5 separate regions of the Homo sapiens genome follow, and all the other regions are linked to region 4. Evidence: chromatin contacts called from ENCODE Hi-C or POLR2A ChIA-PET data. All regions are on one chromosome and are shown on one strand. Each heading gives the region's core, a stretch centred on a gene start or an enhancer-like site at or near the end of the contact. The rest is flanking DNA. Distances are from core to core; before and after follow the strand shown.

Region 1 (2,700 bases), core at 88-2,587, 1.0 Mb before region 4:
TCACCGCAAGCTCCGCCTCCCGGATTCACACCATTCTCCTGCCTCAGCCTCCCGAGTAGCTGGGACCACAGGCTCCCGCCACCACGCCCAGCTAATGTTTTGTATTTTTAGTAGAGACGGGGTTTCACCATGTTAGCCAGGATGGTCTCGATCTCCTGACCTCGTGATCCGCCCACCTCAGCCTCCCAAAGTGCTGGGATTACAGGCCTGAGCCACCGCGCCTGGCCAACCCACCATATTTTTTTAAAAAACAGTCATCATTTTGCTTGAAAATACAATAGTTCCCCCTTATCCAAGAGGGATCCATTGAGACCTGCCAGTGGATGTGATGAAACCATGGAAAATACCAAACCTGATACAGACTATGTTTTGTCCTCATGCATAGCCACGGGTAAGTTTAACTTATAAACCAGGCACAAAGATCAATATCAGAAACATTATAACATACTGTAATACAAGTTATATGAATGTAGTCTCCTTTTCTCTCAAAATCTTAAGTGTACCGTCCTACAGGTAACTCAAACTGTGGATAAGGGGGGATGATGGCACAACAATCTCACCATTTGCCGATATTCCCGAATCATTTTTAGCTTGTCTTCTCCTCCCTTGTTTTCTTCTTTCTGTTCAATGCTGCTGATTATTCTCCAGGAGGCTCTTCTAGCTCCAATCACATTCTTATATGCAACAGATAGGAGGTTTCTTTCTTCAACTGTCAGCTCCACATCCATCCCTGCTACTTTCTTCATTGACTCCACCATTTCTGTATGGGAAAAGGAAAAGTCAGACCTTACAAATTTGAAGTTTTCTTAACATATTCCTTTCAAAGTAGTTTTTTTCTGTCAAGCTACTGCGAAAAAAACATTTTAACAAAAATAATTTCATAATCATCAAAACTAATATGAGTAAAAAGCCAAAAACATGTAAAGGAAACCAAACTAAGAGCCAATACAAAGACTCCAGAAGGTAGTTAGGTGGAGTGAGAAAGACTTCATATACTATCTAATATAATTTAGTGTGGTCTGAAAGCACCTCTCATTAAATAAGGTAATTAGGCACACCTAACTATTTTCCAGCAAAAAAAAATGAGCTGTCAGTTTAAGAGAAAGATTAAGAATTTACAGGTTCTAAAATGTATTGTCTCACAAATAAATAGTATTTCCAAAAATACAAAAGGAAGGGGAATTTGTTCATACAGCAAAAATATACGGAGTATATGGTTGGCCACCAACAGACTTTGGATGTTTTCTATCCTTCCTCGTATGAAGCTCCTTCATTGGTAAAACTTCTGATGATTCCTACTTGTTACCACTAGGTGGCGAGCAAAGAAAGGGGCCCAGAAAAGCCTTGGCATCTACCGCAAGCATAGGGAAACACAACGGCGTGTGAATGCAAAGCGCCACAAACAGCACAAGAAATAGTAACTGAATAAATACATTAATAAAAACTTATTTTTGATGCCATATTACCATGTGGCTCTCCAACATTACCCACGTTTCAATCTTTGGTGATGAGACTCAAGAATCTGCATTTTAGGGCCAGGAGTAAGTGGCTCATACCCCTAGCACTTTGAGAGCTGAGGCAGGAGAATCACTCGAGCTCAGGAGTTCGAGACCCTGTCTCTAAAAAATAAAAACAGAGGCTGGGCACAGTGGCTCATGCCTGTAAATCCCAGCACTTTGGCAGGCCGAGGTGGCACATCACCAGGTCAAGAGATAAAGACTATCCTGGCCAACATGGTGAAACACTGTCTCTACTAAAAATACAAAAATTAGCTGGGCGTGGTGATGCACGCCTGTAGTCCCAGGTACTCTAGAGACTGAGACAGGAGAATCGCTTGAACCCAGAAGGTGGAGATTGCAGTGAGCCAAGATCATGCCGCTGCACTCCAGCCCAGCAACAGAGACTCCACCTCAAAAAAAAAAAAATAGAATAAATAAAATAAAAATAAAAATAAAAATAGGCTGGATGTAGTGGCTCATGCATATAATCCCAGAACTGTGGGAGGCCAAGGTGGGCAGATCATTTGAGGTCACGAATTCAAGGCCAGCCTGGCCAACGTGGTGAAACGGTCTCTACTAAAAATACAAAAATTAGCTGCGTTTGGTGGTGCGCGCCTGTAATTACAGCTACTTGGGAAGCTGAGGCAGCAGAATTGCTTGAACCCAGGAGGCAGAGATTGCAACTGAGATCGCCCCACTGTATGCCACCTGGGGCAACAGAGCAGACTCCATCTCAAAAAAAACCAAAAGAAAGAATCTGCATTTAAATAAGCATCCTTAGCTTTCATTAACACCCTAAGCATAAGCATACCTTAACTAATAGGTATGAAAGAGATGGTGACTTCATAAAACACTACTAAATTGGACGGGCACGGTGGATCACACCTGTAATCTCAGCACTTTGGGAGGCCAAGGTGGGTGGATCGCCTGAGGTCAGGAGTTCGAGACCAGCCTGGCCAACATGGTGAAACCCGTCTCTACTAAAAATACAAAAATTAGCTGGGCATGGTGGTGCACGCTTGTAATCCCAGCTACCAGGAAGGCTGAGGCAGGAGAACTGCTTGAACCTGGGAGGCAGAGGTTGCAGTGAGCTGAGATTGCACCACTGCATTCCAGCCTGGGTGACAGAGTGAGACTCCGTTTCAAAAAAAAACACAAAACAAAAACCAAAACACTATTAAATTAAGGGGAGTGTGCCTAA
Region 2 (2,700 bases), core at 6-2,505, 1.0 Mb before region 4:
GCCTGGAATAGGTTAAGATCCCCCACGAAGTACAGACCAGCATTCCGAGCCTGCAGAGTCAACCAAAATACAGTTACTGAACACTATTGGAAATAACTTTATTTCAACAGGTCTTCCCATTTGTCATCACGGTGCGCACAAACTGTAAAGTCATCGTTTTTACAAACGGGGGGACGGAGGCTCGGGCTCTACAAAGGCTCGAACTCTCAGAGTCGTGGCCTCCTGGTTCTATCCATCAGAACCCACGGGTGATGGAGCCAGAGAAAGGTTACAGGAACTTCGAGATCTCCTGTTTTAAGTCTGAGGAAAGGGAGGGAGTGAGGATTTTCTGGGCCTCCCCAGAAGACGACGAGGAGGAAAAGCCCCGAAACCCCTCACTACGAGGTGCCGGCCTACGGGAAAGAAACCCGATCGCAGCATGGGAGCCTGCCACCGCCCGAAGACGAACTGCAGTGATTCCCACTCACCCCTCTCCCCCCACCATCATCCACGACTGTCCCCCACCTCAGGCCTGAGGAAGCCCATCGCTCTCAAAGGTCCTCCTTTGTGAGACTCCACGGCCGCCGCCCCACACGGGGCCTCCGGGGAAAAGCCACCGCCCCCACCCGCCATATTTCCCTGAAAGGCGCCCGCGCTACAGCTCCCGGTCTTCGCTCTCTCCCATGTGGCGGGTGCTGCTTCCCCCGTCACCCCACCCAATTGTTCTCCACATCCCAAGGCCGTCCCAGAAGCTCCCATGAGGGTGGCTCGTTCGGAGACAGCACCCGCCATCTCCTCCCCCTCCCCCGCCCCGGGACTCGCCCTCCCCCCAGCCGCCATTTTACAACCAACTCCTCCACCCCGTCGCCCCGGCCTCCCGGCCCGCGAGTTGTTTGCAGTTAAGGACGGCGAAGGGGTCACATTCCAGGGCATAGAGCCTCCCATCGCCCCGGGAGCTCCCAGGCCATTTCCTGCTTCCCGAACCCAAGCCCCCGGGCCAGGCTCGCAGACGATGCCGCCATTTTGTCTCCTGTTCCCGGCCTCTGTGGGCGGCGGCAGAGGGTCCGAGAATTCCAGCCCCCCGTTGCCCCCCCAACTCACCGTCGTATCGCTCAGCCTGCTCGGCCAGCTTCGCCTGGTACACCAGATCCTCTCGATCATCCATAGCGGCAGCGGCTCCGGCAGGGTCTGCGCGACGGATGGAAGCGGATAGTGTCTCCGACTCTCTCAGCCTCTCGCTCCGCGTCCGGGCAGCAAAAATGGCGGCGCCTCAATCCGGGACTTCCGCCTGCGCACGCGGACAACTGCTCAGCTCTATGGCAACCGCTCCCTGGCAACTGGCGCGGGGGGCGGGTCCTGGAACTCGGCGCCCGAAGCGGCTGGAACGAGCGCACGAGACGCCTCTCCTCTGTCGGCTCAGCGGGCGCCGGAGCCCAGAGGCGGGAACTGCGACTGCCGAAAGGGAGCGGCCCCCGGGGAACGAGAAGGGCTGAGGCGGGGCCGGCCGGGACTGCTCCTGAAAAAAGCCAGCGAGAGACCTGGGTCAGACCGGGGCCCGAGGCCCGACCTGCGGAAAAGAACGACGGAGGCTGTAACGGTTTCTGTCATGGCAGGTCTTCTTTCCCGAAATCTGAGGCTGTCACTACCGCGCCCTGGTTTTCTTTTCTTTTTTCTTTTTTCTTTTTTCTTTTTGAGACGGAGTTTCCCTCTTGTTCCCCAGGCTGGAGTGCAGTGGTGCGATCTCGGGTTACCACAACGTCCGCCTTCCCGGGTTCAAGTGATTCTGCTGCCTCAGCCTCTCGAGTAGCTGGGATTTCAGGCCCCCGCCACCACCCCCAGCTTTTGTATTTTTAATAGAGATGGGGTTTCACCATGTTGGCCAGGCTGGTCTCGAACTCCCGACCTCAGATGATCCGCCCCCCCTCGGCCTCCCAAAGCGCTGGGATTCCAGGGGTGAGCCACCGCGCCCAGCCCACGTCCTAGTTTTCTCGGCCAAGCCTGGTCATGGGCCTTTTTCAGACACTTTTAGACTCAGGGTAACGAACCGGGCCCTGGCCGGGCGCGGCGGCTCATGCCTGTCATCCCAGCACTTTGGGAGGCCAAGGCGGGAGGATCACAAGGTCAGGAGTTCGAGACCAGCCTGGCCAATATAGTGAAACCCCGTCTCTACTAAAAATACAAAAAATTAGCTTGGCATGGTGGTGCATGCCTGTCATCCCAGCTACTCAGGAGGCTGAGGCAGGAGAATCTCTTGAACCCGGGAGGCGGAGGTTACAGTGAGCCGAGATCCTCCCATTGCACTCCAGCCCAGGCGACAGTGTGAGACTGTGTTTCAAAAGAAAAATTATATATATATACAAAAATTAGCTGGGCGTGGTGGTGCATGCCTGTAATCCCAGCTACTCCAGAGGCTGAGGCAGGAGAATCGCTTGAACCCGGGAGTGGGAGGGTGCAGTGAACCGAGAGCACACCATTGCACTCCAGCCTGGGCAACAAGAGCACAACTCTGTCTCAAAACAAAGAAAAAGAAAAAAAACGAACTGGGCCCTGTTACAGTTGTCAGGGACAGGGGAGCTCCAGTTTTCACGCCTCAACTTTCCCCTCACACTGATCTTTGTCTTCTCCTGTTTAACCTTTTTCCCTCCCTAGGCCCACTATGAATAGGAGCAGGGAATTTGTTAGATGAGGGTGGTGTGGAGTACATGGTACAGAAGAGTTGGA
Region 3 (2,700 bases), core at 1-2,500, 1.2 Mb after region 4:
GGCCACTGGTGATCCTACCCCAATAGGAAAGCTTCCTGGAGGAAGTTTCCGGAGCCAGGTGTCATCAGGCTGGAGAGAGTCCCCCGCCCTCCAACTCAAAGGGAGCAGGCTCAGGATGGAGGAGGCATCGGCGAGGGAGAGCTTTGGCCCTGGAGCGTAGGCAACCTTGAGGCCAGGCAGGTGGAGTAGCCCACAGAGAGGGACTCCTGGGCACCCGGCCCTCCCGTGTCCAGTCACGGCCTGATGAGGATGGGCAGCCTCTATGGCTTTCCCCATCCCCACGTGGCCTTTGGTGGACTAAAAGGCTGGGATGCACCGAGCGTGAAGGAGACAGAAGAAGGGCACGTCTCTTGCCCCTCCCAGGGCCTCTGGTTTCCTTTCTGAGAAGTGGGCTGAATGGTCCCCAAGGACTCTGTGGCCCTGAGAGCTGGTTGCTCTCTCTCTTCTCTGGGCCCGAGAATGTGGCCTGCCCTGGGCCTCTGGGGCAGGAGAGGCTCAGGGAACTCTGGACTAGGGCCGCAGCAGCTATCATTAGCTCCCTGAGTCACCCCGTAAACCCCACGTTCTCACCTGCTGGACTCTCTTGTTGCCCTGGCCCTCCCTCTCTCTCCCAATCCCTGACACTGATTGAAATGGCCTTTCCCGGGCGACAGACCAGGCCGCGGAGCCACAGCTGCTGACTCAGCACCTGTGAGATGCCTGGGCCCCGTCTGTCTCCCACGGTGGGGCCACCTCCTCCCATCCTGAACTCCCATCACAATCCTGCCCCAGAAAGCCACCTCCCTGGGTCAGCCTCGGGAGGCAGGAGCCTCTCCTCTGCCCCCAGCAGTGGTGAGATTGAGATGTCCCTCCCCAGGATTCCCAAACCTCAGGGGAATGTTCCTGAGTCTGTAAGGACCTATATTCTCACACATCCCTACAGCCAAGAGTGCAGCCAAGAGTGCCTCCCTACAGCCAAGAGTGGGCCCCTGGCTGGGGCCCAAGCTCCTTCCAACCCTCCTCCCAAGGCCTATTGGCCAAGGGCAGACATGGCCCAGAGGACCTCTGAGGGCCACGCTCTGGGCTCCCCAGGGGCCTTGGAGATCACCAGCTGCCTTGTGCACAGAAGACTCACCTGGTGAGGTTCTGGGTGGTCGTGGCAACCCTTGCCCTGAGATCACCGCATGTCTGGGGCCCAAGGCCCCCGGGTGGGACTGTGGCTGAGGCGGCGGGAAGCTCTCATTGCAGGCAGAGGGATGGCTGGAATGAGGCGTCAGAGGCAGAACTGGCTGAGCCACCTGCCCTCGGCGCCAGGCAGGCCACGCCCACCAGCCACAGCTGCAGCACCCGCCCACCCACGTGGCCCGTGTGAGTCACCCCCACACCCACACAGCAGCCTCATCCCCACCGGAGAAAAGGCAGGGGAGGCCGCAGGTGCCAAGATCGAAGTTGTGGGTCCAACTCCTCCCTCTCTGGCATTCCATGCTGGGCAGGGACTGCCCATCTCAGGCCTATTTTTCCAACTAGGAAATGGGAATGATAACATCTACTTTCCAAGGGAGCCGTGAAGAGCCAAAGAGATCACAGAGGTGGGAGGGCCTAGTGAAGAGTCAAGCGCTCTGCTCTGTCCCCTGGGAGGGAAGACCGCAGCCCAGGCCTAGCCTGGTTGACCTCAGGGTGGCCAGCCCCAAGACTCGGCACTTGTTCTCAAAAGTCGGTTCCTGGGATCAGGTCTCTCGGGGACGGAAGTCCCCATTTAATGCTGTCCACCAGCAGTCACGCATCATGGCCCTTAGTGTCAGCCTCACCCCTTCCTGGCTGAATGACCTTAGCAGGTCATTTCTCCGAGCCTCAGTCTCCTCATCTGTGAAACGTGCTTCATAAACCCACTTTGCAAGGTTATCGTGGGGCTTCAACAAGTACAAGTAGAAAGGGCCAGAACAAGGCCCAGGGCACGGCAAGAACTCAATAAACAATGTCAGCTCTTAGCTATGATTGCTTTTGTCATCTCAATGTATTCTCCCAGCAACTGCCCAGGTTGCCCTTCTCCAAGGCCAGGGCGTCATAGAAGGAATCGGTGCCCTCTCTCCTGGCCCAGGCTGCAGCTGTGAAGTGGGTGGAGTGAGTCAGGATGGCCGTGTGTGTCTCGCGTCACTCAGGAACTGCACACCTGCTCCCCGGGGCGAGATGTGGACAAGACACAGCTGGGACAGAGCAGGAAGTCTCTGCTGACGCGGCCGCAGCTGGCGCCTGATGGGCAGGGAAATCCCCAGCTGTGAGCCTCTCAATCCCTCATCATCACAACCTGCCTGGCCTGGGGAGGAGGCAGGAGGCAGGTGAGGCTTCTAGGCCACGGGAGAGCAGGACCTATGGCCGGTAAGGGGCAGACCAGACTTGAGGGTGTGGGTGAAGCAGGAGACCGCTTCTGCCGTTGAAGTCAGGGGGTCCTGAAGTTCCCACTCACAATCTGAAATCTCATGACTGTGCCTGAAACTCGACCGGAAAAGCCCGATCTGGGGTTGAGCACGGCCTCCGGCCACTAGCTTACTCACCCTCTCCCGACCCAGCCCCGCGCCCTCCCTGTTTGCCTCTGGCGGCTCAGACGCCTGGGGAGGAAGCTGCTGCCAAATGTCAGTGCTTCCATTTTGCTCGTGTTCATAACTTTTCTCAGAGGGCAGGTGGGAGCTGGTGAAAAAGGCCCCTGTCTCCCACCCAGAGGTG
Region 4 (2,709 bases), core at 56-2,555:
ACGTCACCACCCGGTGTAACCAACGGGCTCGGAACGCAGGCACACGCAACATTCCAGGCGAGAGCGGGTTTGGAACGCGCAGACACGCCACATTCCACACTGGCTAAAGCGGGGCGCAGCGAGGGGGGCCCGGGGGCTGACCCCCAGCGACCCGCGGGCCATTTCGCAAACGCCCAATTAGCCCGGCTTTCACCCAAACCCCGGACGCGCAGCCCAGCCCAGCTCTGGGAGGCGGGGTCAGGCGGGGCTGGCCAGGATCATAAGACACGCGATGTCATTTCATTCTGCAAAGGCCGCCTCCGCCCCAAGCGGCGCGTAGATCTGCCGGGAGCGCCCCCCGCACCCTCCCCACGGGGCCAGGGAAGCCGAAGAGCTGCTCCGCGTAGAGTAGTCCCCACCCCCACTCCGTTACACACACGCCCACTCGTGTGCTATACACACGCCCGTGTACACGTCCGTTCATCTGCTCTTCCCGAGGCTCACATCACACATCCCCCGTGCACACACGCACGCACACGCGAGCCTGCCACCCCCACGCAACACCATTCCTCACCCCACCCCCCGGCTCACACATCCTCAGTGCCACCGAGGGCTCCGCTGGCCCACGCAAAAGCAGCCCACCACAGAAGGGGCACAGGGGTGCCACGCAGCCGGGGTGGCGCCCGCAGGAGCCAGGTCCCTCGCAGCATGTTAATGAATTCATTAATTAATTTCACTGCCCACATCACCCCTCCCCAGGCGGCGGCTCTCGCGGGGAGCCGTGCGCTGCCAGGCTCCGCAGGCCGCCCGGGAGGGGGCCCTGTCCGCGGTTTCGCGTGGGTTCGGGGACCGGGGTCACTCGCTTCCCCTTCCCCAGTGCCCCAGGGGCCCAGCCCGGCCGCTCACCACGTGCTCTCTGTTGTTGCTGCGCTTGCCATTCCAGGAAGCGGGCCGCCTCCAGTAGCGTCTCTATGCTCATCGCGCCGAGAGCTGCCGGGGGCGCGCCGGGGCCGAGGCTGCGGCCCGCGAGCCGGGCACAGGTCAGGCTGGCGGGCAGGCAGGAGGGAGGGATCACCTCCGGGGGGCGACAGGGCTGGGCGGCGCAGCGCACTCCGCAGGGAAGAACGGGGGAGCACGGGGAGAAAAATCAATGTCTCTCAAAATATTTGCAAAATATAAAATTGCAAATTTAAAAAAATGGGATGCAAAAAAAAAAAAAAGGCGGCACTGCCTCCCTTCTTCCCCTCCCTCTCTACCTCCCTTCCGATGCCTCCCGCCCCGCGGCCCCCGGGAGTCCCGCCGACAAGAAAGGGCTTTGCAACAAGATGGCGAGGAGGCACCGACACACACAACAAGGGAAGGAGCCGCGCTGCCCCCGGCCGCCGCCCCCGCTACTACACCGGGGCCACAGCCAAAGCCCGGACCGGAGCCCCCGCCCGCAGGGCCGCGGCGTCTCGCGAAGGGAGGGGCGGGTCCTGCGCTGCTGGCCCCGCCCCCCGGATCCGGCGCGCGCACACGTGGCCCGGGCAGGGAGGGAGAGGTCCGAGCGGGGTGTGCGCGCCGCGGTTCCGCTTTCCTGCTGGCCCCGCCCCGGCTGCAAGCCACAAGTTGGGCCGGGGCGGTGCGTTTGGGTCGTTCACGACGAAATCTGTCCTGCTGGAGGGAGGGTAGGGTGAACAATTCAAGATTTAACAGAGTTCCAACCAGGATATTCCGGGTCAGGGAAACCTTGGGAATGGCAGAGACTGGCCTGACCCTGGGTCTCCACGCTCCACCCACTCGCGACCTAAATCCCGCAATCGCCGGGCTGTCGCAATTCCCCCGGGATCCGCCCCTGGGCGGAGCTGCCGGCGACTGGAGACTGTCAAGAGAACCAGCGGAGGGAGCGGAGCGGCAGTCCGGCTCCGCGTTTTGTCTCCGTTCCTCCCCCCGCAGTGCGTTCGCATCCTATTAGGGGACGTCACCGGGCCGCGAGCCAATGGGCGGGCAGGACAACACGGCATGGAGCAGCTCCACATGGACACCCCGCGCCGCCAGCCTTCGGTTTAAAGGGCCAGTGTCTGCAGGTCACATTCGCGGGTGCGGATGGGGCCACTGGGCGAACCCAGGGTGGGATGCCGTAAGGGGAATCCCGCAGTCGTGCCCTGGCCTCTCCATTCCTTTTCACCACCTTCCATTTAAAACCAGGCCTTTATCTTTCCTTCCCCTGAACTCCAGTCTTTGTCCACGCGTATTCGATGTGGGTGGAGATACGGACTGTGCCACCCCATGGGCCACCCTTTCCTCTGGGGCCGGGGCCAGGGCGGGGAACACGAAGCGCCCGCAGCCCAGACCGGGGGGCGTGGCCCAAATCGGGAACAACAACGTGGAGGGCGGAAGCCCGGCCCTCCCCGCGCCTGGCGACCGGCGGTGGGCGGGGCGCGGGGGCGGGGTCCGCTGCGGCCGGCTGGAACCGCGCTCCCCAGAGGGAGGGACCCCCCGTCGCCCGCCCGCCCGCCCGCGTCTTCCGGGCTCGAGTGTTTAGGGGAGCTCGGGTGCAATCGGAGAGTTAGCTCTTTGAGGCCGGCTGCCCTTAAATCCTCTCACTTCACACATAAGGAAACTGAGGCCGTGACGGCCAAGGACTCGCCTAAGGTCGTTCCGTATTCCACCTGCTCCTCTCTCCCGAAGCGGGGGCACTCTTCCCTGACCCCAGGGACGACTCTGAAGCCAGTTCTGGAGGAGGGCCCC
Region 5 (2,706 bases), core at 174-2,673, 1.2 Mb before region 4:
TGTTGCCCAGGTTGGGGCACCACCATGCCCAGCTAATTTTTGTATTTTTAGCATAGATGGGGTTTCCCCATGTTGGCTAGGCTGGTCTCCAACTCCCGACCTCAGGTGATCCACCCCCTTCGGCCTCCCAAAGTGCTGGGATTACAGGTGTGAGACACCGCACCTGGCCCAAGAACCTCTTTATAACAGATGCAGCCATACCAGAGCCCCAGAGCGCACATTCAAAAGAGAATCTCCAACCTCTTATTACTCATCTTAGATCACTCATTCTAAATTGCAAATTCAAAGGGGATCCCGGCTGTCTCTTTCCTATACTCTTCAGCGAACAGTCCCCAAACACACACGTGCCCACTCATGATGAAGTTGCATTCAGAGTATTTCCCCTATGGACAAAGAGGCTCAGATTCCTGACCCTCTTCTGAAAGGCCCCAGCTGCCCCCTTTTCACATCTTCACATATGAGCTGGCAGCAAATGTTGCATGAAATGAAGACCCTGTTAGGAAAGGGAAGGTGATCCATAGCCATCTACTCCTAATCCGCTGACCCTTGATGAAATAGGCCTAGGTTTAGGGTTAGGAAACACTGCGGCTAGAAACAGAGACCTTGGAGACAAATGGCCCTCTTGTTTCAACAAGGAAGCTTCTACTGCTTGGGAGAAAGTGGTCAGCTCAGCTCTCCTCGAACCCTACTATTTAGGTTGGTGCAAAAGTAATTGCTGTTTTTGCCATTACTTTTTTTTTTTTTTTAAGATGGAGTCTTGCTCTGTCCCCCAGGCTACAGTACAGTGGTGTGATCTCGGTTCACTACAACCTCCGCCTCCCGAGTTCAAGCAATTCTCCTGCCTCAGCCTCCCAAGTAGGTGGGATTAAAGGCATGCACCACCACGCCTGGCTAATTTTGTATTTTTAGTAGCGACGAGGTTTCATCATGTTGGCCAGGCTGGTCTCGAACTCCCGACCTCAGGTGATCCGCCCGCCTCGGCCTCCCAGAGTGCTGGGATGACAGGCGTGAGCCATCGCGCCCAGCCCCATTCCTTTTAAAAGGTCTTTCACTTGCCGGTGTGAGCAGAGGATCCTGGGGAGACTCCTTGGAAGGGGCTTCGGATCCAGCCAGGCTCCCGCGCAGTCCTCAGGGGGCGTGGCCCGGCTCGTGGGGGCGGAGTCCATGGGGGGCGGGGTCCGCGGGGAGGAGCCTGCGGGGCGGTCCCCCGTGGGGGCGGGGCCTTGAGGGGGCGGGGCCCGCGGGGGGCGGAGTCTGCGGGGGCGGGGCCCGCGGGGACGGAGTCTGCGGGGGCGGGGCCCGCGGGGACGGAGTCTGCGGGGGCGGGGCCCGCGGGGACGGAGTCTGCGGGGGCGGGGGCCGCAGGTCCTGGTCACGTGATGAGGCTGCGGTAAGTCGCCCGGGCTGCCTAGTCCTCCAGGCGCGGTTAATCCAGTCGGGAACCCCTGAGTCACCGCCCGCCGCCGCTGCGAGGAGCCCGGCGAGTGTTCGGCCTCGGTTTCTGAGGTTTCGGCGGGAGCGGTGATGCAGACGCCTTCAGGGCCCGGGTCGTGTCCGTGACTCGCGCAGGAAGGCGGATGGCGCCCCCCGGGCCTGCCTACACCCTGGGAACCTCGCGGGGCGAAGGGGGCTCGGGCGCTCTCTCCGCGTGGCGAGAGACCCGCCAGGGGGTGTGGCGTGAGTGTGTGTCCCGCCAGGACGTTCCGGTGGCGCCGCCTGACGCGGGAGGAGAAACCAGCTCCAGCTCCTCATCTGGATTTTACATAAATCCATGGCTCAAAGTGCTTTCCTGTCCGGACCTCGGTGCCGGCTTCACGGGGGAAATCCCTGGAGCCGAGGGGAGGGCACGAGAAACCACCGACCCCCGGCCCACGGGCCAGCCCAGTCCACTCCTCCCGGCCTCTCCCTCATCTCGGCCTGGGCCCCGCAGAAGCCACCACCAGGGCTCCTGGATTCCACCAGGGGCATCTTAGTCCCCAGCGGGGCATTTAAAGACTTAATGTGGGCCGGGCGCGGTGGCTCAGGCCTGTCATCCCAGCACTTTGGGAGGACGAGGCGGGCGGATCACCTGAGGTTGGGAGTTCGAGACCAGCCTGGACGGCATGGTGAAACCCCGTCTCTACTAAAATACAAAACATTATCCGGGCGTGGTGGTGCGCGCCTGTAATCCCAGCTACTCGGGAGGCTGAGGCAGGAGAATCGCTTGAACCCGGGAGGCAGAGGTTGCAGTGAGCCGAGATTGCGCCACTGCGCTCCAGCATGGGCGACACAGCGAGACTCTGTCTCAAAAAACAAACAAACAAAAAAAATGAGAAACATGGGTTCAAACTACAGTCCTGAGCCATATGACCTGAAAGGACTATATATACAAAGGTGGTCCAGAAGATTATAATCCTGTATTTTTTCCTGTACCTTTTGTACGCTTAGACGTGTTCAGATACACAAACATTTTCCATTGTGTTACAACGGCCTATAGTATTCAGTATAGTGACCTGCTATACAGGTTCGTACCTAGGAGCAGTAAGCTGTCTATATCATATATCATATCTATATCACATAGTGGGCTATACCATTGAGCCTACTATGTACCTGGGCTGTATGTTAGTATTTAGGTTTGTGTGAAATATACAGCCAGGTGATTTTTGTATTTAGGTTTGTGTAAAATATACTATGATGCTTGCACAACAGTGAAATCATCTACACATT

Evidence for each region. A loop is a pair of places that touch in the nucleus more often than their neighbours do. ChIA-PET counts read pairs that join two places held with the same protein, here RNA polymerase II (POLR2A). Pooled maps may share reads with other maps.
Region 1: a pooled map shows a loop between it and region 4 (3-fold over the local background). The contact joins the enhancer-like site here to the promoter of MNT in region 4. A Hi-C loop is called at or near these places in 1 of 37 single-sample maps with no recorded cell type and 2 of 50 pooled maps. POLR2A ChIA-PET finds 5 or more read pairs at or near these places in 2 of 52 experiments (BJ and activated CD4-positive, alpha-beta T cell).
Region 2: a loop to region 4 is called in a pooled map, with 19 times the contacts of the local background. The contact joins the promoter of YWHAE here to the promoter of MNT in region 4. A Hi-C loop is called at or near these places in 10 of 50 pooled maps. POLR2A ChIA-PET finds 5 or more read pairs at or near these places in 2 of 52 experiments (WTC11 and activated CD4-positive, alpha-beta T cell).
Region 3: a loop to region 4 is called in a pooled map, with 7 times the contacts of the local background. The contact joins the promoter of TRPV3 here to the promoter of MNT in region 4. A Hi-C loop is called at or near these places in 3 of 37 single-sample maps with no recorded cell type and 3 of 50 pooled maps. POLR2A ChIA-PET finds 5 or more read pairs at or near these places in 2 of 52 experiments (GM12878 and activated CD4-positive, alpha-beta T cell).
Region 5: a loop to region 4 is called in a pooled map, with 7 times the contacts of the local background. The contact joins the enhancer-like site here to the promoter of MNT in region 4. A Hi-C loop is called at or near these places in 2 of 37 single-sample maps with no recorded cell type and 5 of 50 pooled maps.

What each region holds. Positions count from the first base shown.
Region 1 is chr17:1,364,299-1,366,998 of GRCh38, forward strand. It overlaps YWHAE (tyrosine 3-monooxygenase/tryptophan 5-monooxygenase activation protein epsilon), which reads right to left. Exons shown (of 6, transcript NM_006761.5): 2 at 561-760. Among named protein-coding and RNA genes, the nearest start is that of YWHAE, 35 kb to the right of the region's middle. Within about 2 kb of position 1,338, at least 10 of the 41 ENCODE cell types and tissues checked have a DNase peak (open chromatin) inside an H3K27ac peak, as active enhancers do.
Region 2 is chr17:1,398,967-1,401,666 of GRCh38, forward strand. YWHAE (tyrosine 3-monooxygenase/tryptophan 5-monooxygenase activation protein epsilon) reads right to left here and starts at 1,256. Exons shown (of 6, transcript NM_006761.5): 1 at 1,081-1,256. The coding sequence starts at 1,144. RefSeq lists enhancers at 1-478, 479-1,116, 1,117-1,754, 2,697-2,700.
Region 3 is chr17:3,556,562-3,559,261 of GRCh38, forward strand. It overlaps TRPV3 (transient receptor potential cation channel subfamily V member 3), which reads right to left and starts at 1,251. Exons shown (of 18, transcript NM_145068.4): 1 at 1,115-1,251. RefSeq lists a silencer at 210-269 and enhancers at 1,451-2,267, 1,910-1,969, 2,050-2,099, 2,130-2,359, 2,268-2,700 and 2 more.
Region 4 is chr17:2,399,755-2,402,463 of GRCh38, forward strand. It overlaps MNT (MAX network transcriptional repressor), which reads right to left and starts at 1,306. Exons shown (of 6, transcript NM_020310.3): 1 at 886-1,306. The coding sequence starts at 958. RefSeq lists silencers at 1-271, 792-851, 1,002-1,081, 1,272-1,581, 2,232-2,551 and enhancers at 1-561, 1,852-1,901, 2,273-2,709.
Region 5 is chr17:1,202,159-1,204,864 of GRCh38, forward strand. It overlaps a transcript of ABR not described here. Among named protein-coding and RNA genes, the nearest start is that of ABR-AS1, 22 kb to the left of the region's middle. Within about 2 kb of position 1,424, at least 24 of the 41 ENCODE cell types and tissues checked have a DNase peak (open chromatin) inside an H3K27ac peak, as active enhancers do.